2 separate regions of the Homo sapiens genome follow, and region 2 is linked to region 1. Evidence: chromatin contacts called from ENCODE Hi-C or POLR2A ChIA-PET data. All regions are on one chromosome and are shown on one strand. The core of a region is the stretch at or near the end of the contact, and the rest is flanking DNA. Distances in the headings are between cores, read along the strand shown. Region 1 overlaps SIL1 (SIL1 nucleotide exchange factor). Region 2 overlaps SIL1 (SIL1 nucleotide exchange factor).

Region 1 (4,366 bases), core at 1,221-3,720:
GCAAAAGCTGAATAAATATCTGTAGATTACTGTGTCAGTGTTAGTTTCCTGATTTTGATCACTGTACTTTGGTTATGTTCTTGGGACATACACACTGATATGTTTAGGGGTAAAGGGTCTTCATATCTTCAATTACTCTCAAATATTTTAAAAAAGAAAATCTGTGTAAATATTAAGAGAGACAGAAAATTGTGGTAAATGTCCACAATTGGTGAATCTGGATGGGAGTTTATTTACTATTCTTGCAGCTTTCCAGTAAGTCATTTTTTTGTGTAATTACTTTTCTATAATTTTTTTTTCTTTAGAGAGACAGAATCTCACTCTGTTGCCCATAGCTCACTGCAGCCTCAGCCTCCTGGGCTCAAGTGATCCTCCTACCTCAGCCTCCCGAGTAGCTGGGACCATAGGTGCATACCACCATGCCCGGCAATTTTTTTTTTTTTTTTTTTTTACTTTTGCAGAGACGGGGATTTTACCACCTTGTCCAGGCTAGTTTCAAACTCCTGGACTCAAGCAGTCCTCCCACCTTAGCCTGTCAAAGTGCTGGGATTACAGGCATGAGCCACCACACCTGGCCTATTTTCTGTAATTTTTTAAAGCACTAGTCTGAAATGGTTTCAGGAAATAAACTGCCCAGGTGATTGTGACACAGGGCTGTGTTGGAGAGCTACCAGATGACCCTCAGGAAGGTGATTTGCTGCCCCTCCCTCTGAGGTTCCCTTTATCTCCTCAGAGGTGGGCAGATGATTGTGTCTGTGTGTGTGTATTGTGTGTGTGTCTGTCAGTAGGGTCTAGAGACCCTCTTGTGAGTTGCTGTTACTGTGGTGAGGAGTGGGTGTCTCATAGTTGCTTACGTGGGTGGCTTCCAGTTGGGGGCTGTACATGAAGGGGTCAGATGATAGCCCTGCCTTTCCCCAGTGTCCAGATGGAACTCCTGAGGCCATACAGGTCCCAACACAAAGTGATGTGCAGCTCATGTGTTTTGTTATTCCTGGAAGCTTGACTTTGTAGTGGAAGATTTGTACAGTGTTTTTTTTGTTTTGTTTTTTGTTTTTTGTTGTTGTTGTTGTTAAACCTATTCCATTTTTATTCAATTCGGTAATTGTATCTTTTTTTTTTTTTTAAGATAGAGTCTTGCTCTGTTGCCCAGGCTGGAGTGCAGTGGCGTGATCTCAGCTCACTGAAACCTCTACCTCCTGGGTTCAAGCGATTCTCCTGCCTTAGCCTCCCGAGTAGCTGAGATTACAGGTGCCTGACACCACACCAGCTAACTCTTGTATTTTTAGTAGAGACGGGGTTTCACCATGTTGGCCAGACTAGTCTTGGACTCCTGATTTCAAGTGATCTGCCCGCCTCAGCCTCCCAAAGTGCTGGGATTACAGGCGTGAGCCACTGCGCCCAGCCAATTGTTTGTATCTTAACTGATTGATTACCTAGCCCCACTCATCCCTGGATGGCAGGCAAATATAGATGTCTCTTGAACCCATCTATTTCAGGATTACACATCCTGCAAATTCTTGCTTTCCCAGATGATGGAGGCCACACATTAAGGCATAAGCAAGGTGGGGCCACCAGAGGAAATCTTTCTTTCTGGGCAAGAAGGTGAGCTGCACTTCATCAGGTGAATGATTGAGCCTGGCCCCATATACCCCTGAGATGTGCCCTCTGCCCTCAGTGCATGGCATCATCTCAGAGGCATTTCAGAAGAAAAATAATAGTTTTTTCCTGTTCTAAGGGAATGAAAAGAGTATTTGTTGCACTTAGAAATGTCACGAGGACGCGTGAGTGAGCACATCCCTCTGCTGTGCCTCTGGTGTCCTGGTCTGGCCTGGCAGTCTCAATCACAGAAGCTCTCTTCAGTTACACCTTAGCATTTCCTTGGCCCCCATCTAACTAGTCACCCTCATCCTTATTCCCATCCTAGAGCTCTGCCTTTTCCAGTTGTTTTCCTTTTCAGAAATTCAAGCTTACTTTTCAGCCCTTGTTGTTCCGGTTGGTTGACCCTGGAGCAGGATTTCCGTGCACATACCTTGTTGGCCCTGCCACCCGTGCAGCGGCACAGGACCCCACACTCAAAAGGGCCCGTGCTTGGCTTCATGCTCTGTTCTCACTGTCTTGAAATTTCTGATAATTCTTGAACAAAAGGCCCTACGTTTTCATGTTGCACTTGGGCCTGAAAATTATGTAGCCAGCCCTGAGCCCAAGGGTGAAGTCAGCCCCGGGGTGTGTGCTGGGCAGCAATCTCCTGGGCCCCCTGGCCGAGCTGGGCTGCCTTCCCTGTGGTCAGCTCCTTCAGTCCCCTTCCACCCAGACACTTGCTTAGCTTCAGTTAGCTAAAATATGACCTCTGACTCTTGGCTGATTGCCCAAATTGCTGTCACCCTGACCCAAACTCTTTGGTTTTTGCAAATGCAATCACTTCCATTTTTGCAGCCTGCCCCACCCCCAGCCCATCTCCCTGCAAGATTTACAGAGTAGCAGCTGCTGTCGTCCCTCTGCACACAGACAGCTGACTTGCCTGCTGATTGTGAACATCCCAGTAATCCAAGTGCTAATGGTATTTATTTAGTCCAGCCGGCTTAGCCCTGAACAAGGTTTATTCTCATTTATCGCATCGGAGATGAGCTACGTCCTTAATATCCTTCTGTTGACTTTGAGCACACCAGCGCCACTGATGTCACTTTGAGGCGTGCCAGGCCCCCGCCCCCTTAACTCAGATCCCCAACTGTCAGGACACCTACCTTCCAGCCAGCAGGACTGGTCCCTCCAGGGGTGGGCCGCAGCTCTGGTCCAGAGTCCATAGGCTGGAGGAGGATGGGGCTGCCATACATGATATGTGCTCGAGGCATCCAGGCCAAATAAAGCTGTGCTCTCAAAGATGTGGTCTGGCCTCTTTGTGTAGTGAGCCTACTGTAATTATCTTTTGGCCACAGTGCATTGGCTAGCAGTGTGGCATTTTGGCATTCATTAACTGTTCTGTCTTTTACATGGGTAGTCCTAGCTCTGCCTCACAGGTGAAAACTTGCCCAAGGCCATGAGCCATTCATTGCTTATGAGATTCCCAGCAAGGGTCCTGCAGGCCCTGGTCCTTGCACATCCAGAGGCCTCACTCTGAGCTGTTTTGGTAGTTGCCTCCCCCAGCCCCAGGCTGTGAGCATTTAAAGCCCAAGGCAGAGCTGACTGGCGAGAGGGTCTGTTTCTAGGAGCAGATTCTACCCTTGGTGGGTGATTGCTCAGGAAACCTTCAGCTCTACTGGCCCTGCCTGGATGGACTGAGGAGCAGCTGGAAGCGCAAGCCTCATCTTCCCCCTCTTCCTCTGCTGTGTTTCTTCAACCCCTTGCCTGGGCAGCCCTAAAAGGCCACTTCACAGGGTGGCCTTTTAGGAAACTCCTGAAGCTGTGGGAACCCTGGGGTAAGGCCTGGAGTTCCCAGGGTTCCATGGGTACCTCGTTTAAGCTGATCATGTGAAGAGGCCAGGCAGGGCATGGGCCCAGGGCTGCCAAGGCTGTGCACTGTCACAGCCCATGTTTGGCCCATGGTCCTGCCGTACCCACAGACTTGGCTGTGGGTGAAAACATGAATTTATTGCCTTATGAACCTGATTTCAGCAATTTACAAAAGGTCAGACTTTCTCTTTTCTCTCCGATTTACTTATCTGATGTTGGAGCTCTCTTCTCTCCTACTCTAAATGGGGTGGGAAGAGCCTGCCTGAGGGGGACAGAGTGGGTGGGACTGGGCTGCTGCTGGCTTGGCTGTGGGTGGCTCCCGACCCACATCAGCCCACCTTCTGAAGAGAAGGGACTTCTCTTTGCCCTGGTCACAGTGCAGAAAGTGGAAGGGCTTTGGTTGCCCAGCCCTGGGTGATTAACTGAGGCTGCGATGATGGGGTGCTGTGATGAGCTTTGTGCTGTCTTTGGAGGGCCTTGTCTCTGCTGCTCTGAGGGCCCATGAGGGATGGGACTCCTTGGCAGTGCTCCCAAAGGCTGATGCGATGTCAGATCTCTCAGCCCCCTTGGGGAAGCAGCATTTGATGTTTGTGTGAATCTCTCAGCGTGGTCGTCTTCTCTTCCTGGACCCTCCTGTCATGGGTGAGCGTTCCTTAGGCACATGATGGCAGAGACAGCCCTAATTAGCTCATGCTTTGATGAAACAGCTGCCTGTCTCAAGTCGTGGGGGGCAGGGGAGCAGCTCAGCTCCCAGGCCCCCCTGCGCCAGCGCCTGCCTGCCTATCTGGAGAGGAGCTGTCAGCCTCCCTTCCCCAGGGACTCTGGCCCATCTCCAGGCTGCTCTGCAGACACAGGGGTGGAGTTGCTGTGGGACGGGCTGGCACCCACCCTGTACTTCCTTTCTGGCTGAGAGGCTACA
Region 2 (4,366 bases), core at 1,225-3,724, 73 kb before region 1:
CACCAAAAAATACATTTTTTTTTTTGAGACAGAGTCTTGCTCTGTCGCCCACACGGGAGTACAGTGGTATGATCTTGGCTCACTGCAGCCTCCACCTCCCAGGTTCAAGTGATTCTCCTGCCCCAGCCTCCCAAGTTACAGGCATGTGTCACCATGCCTGGTCATTTTTGTATTTTTAGCAGAGAAGGGGTTTCATCTTCTCTCTAATTTCACCTTCTCTAGTTGGCCAGGCTGGTTTTGAACTCCTGGCCTCAGGTGATCCACCTGCCTTGACCTTCCAAAGTGCTGAGATTACAGGCGTGAGCCACTGCGCCTGGCCAAAAAATTCAAATAATTTTTGTGTTTTTTGTAGACACAGGGTTTTGCCATGTTGCCTAGGCTGTTCTCGAACTCCTGGCTCAAGCGATCCACCCACCTCAGCTTCCCAAAGTGCTGAGATTATAATCTAATTATAACCTAATCTCGTTAGAAAGAAGTATGATAATTAGCCAAGAGAGAAAAGATGCTTGCTCTGTGTCACAATTTTTTTGGAGTCAGAGTCTCACTCTATTGCTCAGGTTGAAGTGGTACGATCACAGCTCACTGCAGTCTCACCCTCCTGGACTCAAGTGATCCTCCCACCTCAGCCTGAGTAGTTAGGACTATGGGCACACATCACCATGCCTGGCTAAAATTTTTAGTTTTTACAGAAAACTAAAAACTTGGCTGGGTATGGTGGCCCACATCTGTAATCTCAGCACTTTGGGAGGCTGAGGTGGGTGGATCGCTTGAGCCAGGAGTTCAAGACCAGCCTGGGCAACATGGCGAAACCCCATGTCTACAAAAAACTAAAAATTTTAGCCAGGCGTGGTGACTTGTGCCTGTAGTCCTAACTACTCACGCTGGGGTGGAAGGATCACTTGAGTCCAGGAGGGTGAGACTGCAGCGAGCTGTGATTGTACCACTGCACTTCAACGTGAGCAATAGAGCGAGACCCTGACTCCAAAAAAATTATGACATAGAGCAAGCATCTTTTCTCTCTTGGCTAATTATCATACATCTTTCTAAGTATGGATGAGCCTCCAACATTTCACCCTTCGTACTTTCAATGTTGTGAAATTTCTCAGAGAGTTCCTGTAATGTGAAGTTTTTTGCCAGTGTCATTTCATCCTTTTTATCACTTTCCTAATTTGTGTCTGTAAGTTTGCCTTTGCTGAGTCCCTCTGTCTGCACATCTAGAGCTCATCAACAGTGGCAGTGTTAACATTCCCACAGTCAGCCATTTCTTCTATAACTCCATGTACATTCAATTCAAATTTCATTGCCAAAGTTACCACCTTTCATTTATTTGCTGCGCTTTCATCTTTGCTGGCCAGTTCTCTGTTTAAAAAAATAGAATTTAAAAAATATAAATACAGAGAGTCTCACTATATTGCCCAGACTGGTCTGGAACTCCTGAGCTCAAGTTGTCCACCTGCCTTGGCCTCCCAAACTTCTAGGATTACAGGCATGAACCACTGTGTATATAACATTTTTTAAATGCCAGAATTATAAACATGGAGAATAAATTAGTGACAACCAGGGCACAGGGATGTAAGAGAGTAGCATGGGAGGATAAAGTATAACTGTAAAGGAGTAGTACATAGTAGATTATGTGATCATGGTGGGACAGTTCTCTAGCATGATTGTTCTGGTAGTTACACAAGTCTACATCTCAGGTAAAATTACATAGAATGATACACATACACACATACATGTAAGTGAGTATATGTAAAAACTGGTGAAATCCAAACAAGGTGTTTAGTCTAGTTAACAGTATGGTACCTGTGTCCTTTTCTTGATTTTGACATTGTATCCTTATGTAATATCCTTATGTAAAATGTTAACATTGAGGGAAGCTGGATGAAGGGTACATGACACTCTCTGTACTATTTTTTGTTATTTCTTGGGAATTTATAATTATTTCAAAGTAAAAGTTTTGTTTTGTTTTGTTTTGTTTTGTTTTGTTTTGTTTTGTTTTGTTTTGTGATGGAGTCTCGCTCTGTCGCTTAGGCTGGAGTGCAGTGGCACGATCTCCGCTCACTGCAACCTCTGCCTTCTGGGTTCAAGCGATTCTCCTGCCTCAGCCTCCCGAGTAGCTGGGACTACAGGTGTGAGCCACCATGCCCGGCTAATTTTTGTATTTTTAGTAGAGATGGGGTTTCACCATATTGGTCAGGCTGGTCTTGAACTCCTGACCTCGTGATCTGCCTGCCTCGGCCTACCAAAGTGCTGGGATTACAGGTGTGAGCCACTGTGCCCGGCCAAAACCTTTTTTTTTTTTTGAGGCCTTCTTGAGAGCCAGGCACACATCGTTTTTGTGAGACAGATGTCACTAGTTTCTTATTGTGCTCACTTGCCTATCATCTCACAGTTCTAGAAAGTGACTCAGCCTTCCCAGACCTCTTTGCTTGGCTTTGGCAGCCATCCAGAGACCTCTAGCTGGGTGCAGGGAGAGTATCTCATATTATTTTAGCCCAGAGAATCAGGATGTGGCGCCCCATGGATGTGATTGCTCCGCTAGGAGCTTGGTCTTTTTTAAGAGAGGCTGATTCATTTCTTTGGTTGGTGTTTCTATGGAGTGCTTGTAACTGGGGAGAAAAACCCATAGGTAATAGATGAGCAATTTGGAGCTGACAGCTGTTCATCATCCGGCTTTTTATAAATATCTGTGCCTTTTAGTTTTTCTTGGAAGACAGATACATAAGCCACTGTGACTTTTCAGACTCTCTTTATAGGCACTATCTTCTCAAATTGGGAAGAAAACAGTGTCACATGTATAAAATATTTAATTAAAGTCTTTTATTCACCTCTAATGTAACTTCATTTTTAAAGTTTTTATATGTGAGTGGAGTGGGGAAGGATTCAGAGAAAATTGTTCGAGATTTGAGTATAGTACATATAGTAATTTAGCCATTTCAAACAGTTGAACAAATTGTACACCTGTGGTTAGATTGACAGTAATGACAGTGATTTAATTTTCATCAGCAAATTGCTCCTGCTGTGACAGCTCTTACCCATAGTTTTCTATGTCCAAGTTTCCCTAAAATGTTGTTGGATTGGGTAGGGCAAGGCCAAGATAGTCTATGATTGTGAGAAGTGGAGAAGTAGGGTGTGGGTTATTCTACCTTAGGTCTCAGCTGTTTCATATGTGGTTTGAGGTTGAAGATGAACTTGCATTACTTCCCCTTAACTCAGTGGTTGTGACAAAAAGCCTTTCTATTCTTCCTGAATATTGGAAATCGGACTTGAATAAGCGAATCTTGGAACATCTTGAGTGTGTTTTTAGAGCTGAGGCCTATATAGGCAGACTTTGAGGGCTGTCTTCTCTGGGCATCTTAGAAAGTATTAGTATTTTTGATAGCATAGATGAGAGAAGACTGTGAGTCTTGGAGCAGCAGTTTTTTGAGGATGGGCATCCATGGTAGACCACAGACATCTTGGGCAGATGTCTCCAACCAATTTAATCACCTCTTTGCTGCTCTCCTTAGGCAAGGCAGGCTGAGGTAAAGCGGCTCTTCCGCCCCATTGAGGAACTGAAGAAAGACTTTGATGAGCTGAATGTTGTCATTGAGACTGACATGCAGATCATGGTACGGCTGATCAACAAGTTCAATAGTTCCAGCTCCAGTTTGGAAGAGAAGATTGCTGCGCTCTTTGATCTTGAATATTATGTCCATCAGGTACTGTATTTCTTCGTCCATAAGTCAGACTTTTAACAGCTCCAAAAATAAATCCCCCTTCCCTAAGCCCTAAGAAAATAGCATCAACATCTTTACTTCTCTCCCAGAGCACAGACTATTTTTAATCTAGTCTTGTTATCTTTTGTAGTAAGATACAGTCTTAGAGGCCAGAGCCAACTTCTTTTTCTTTTTTTGTCTGAGTCAGAGTCTCACTCGGTCACCCAGCCTGGAGTGCAGTGGCGCGATCTCGGCTCACTGCAACCTCCACCTCCTGGGTTCAAGCTATTCTCCTGCCTCAGCCTTCCGAGCAACAGGGATTACAGGTGTGCACCACCACGCCCAGCTAATTTTTTGTATTTTTGATAGAGATAGGGTTTCACTATGTTGGCCAGGCTGGTCTTGAACTCCTAACCTCAAGTGATCCACCCACCTTGTCCTCCCAAAGTGCTGGGATTACAGGCTTGAGCCACCATGCCTGGCCAGCCAACCTCTTTTTCATGTGGAGTGGTACCTTCTTTAGTACCTCTGAGGGTACCACAGAGATAAAATAGACATAGTCCTAGTTATGCAGCTTATAGCCTGGAAGAGGAAGTAATTGAATAATGAACAATTGAACAAATTAATTAAATAATGAGATAATTTAAGATTGTAATGAGGGCTCCAGA

The links. Hi-C counts contacts between places; a loop is a spot of excess contacts on that map. ChIA-PET counts read pairs that join two places held with the same protein, here RNA polymerase II (POLR2A). Pooled maps may share reads with other maps.
Region 2: a map of ascending aorta shows a loop between it and region 1 (5-fold over the local background). The contact joins two enhancer-like sites. A Hi-C loop is called at or near these places in 2 of 168 maps with a recorded cell type or tissue (aorta and ascending aorta) and 1 of 50 pooled maps. POLR2A ChIA-PET finds 5 or more read pairs at or near these places in 1 of 52 experiments (activated naive CD4-positive, alpha-beta T cell).

What each region holds. Positions count from the first base shown.
Region 1 is chr5:138,953,500-138,957,865 of GRCh38, reverse strand. All of the region lies in intron 7 of SIL1 (SIL1 nucleotide exchange factor), which reads left to right. LOC124901079 (a long non-coding RNA gene) reads right to left here. Exons shown (of 2, transcript XR_007058954.1): 1 at 1-4,366. Among named protein-coding and RNA genes, the nearest start is that of LRRTM2, 80 kb to the right of the region's middle. RefSeq lists an enhancer at 3,551-4,366. Within about 2 kb of position 2,470, at least 12 of the 41 ENCODE cell types and tissues checked have a DNase peak (open chromatin) inside an H3K27ac peak, as active enhancers do; they include ascending aorta, where a contact is called at or near this core.
Region 2 is chr5:139,026,136-139,030,501 of GRCh38, reverse strand. It overlaps SIL1 (SIL1 nucleotide exchange factor), which reads left to right. Exons shown (of 10, transcript NM_022464.5): 6 at 3,510-3,701. Among named protein-coding and RNA genes, the nearest start is that of LRRTM2, 150 kb to the right of the region's middle. Within about 2 kb of position 2,474, at least 5 of the 41 ENCODE cell types and tissues checked have a DNase peak (open chromatin) inside an H3K27ac peak, as active enhancers do; they include ascending aorta, where a contact is called at or near this core.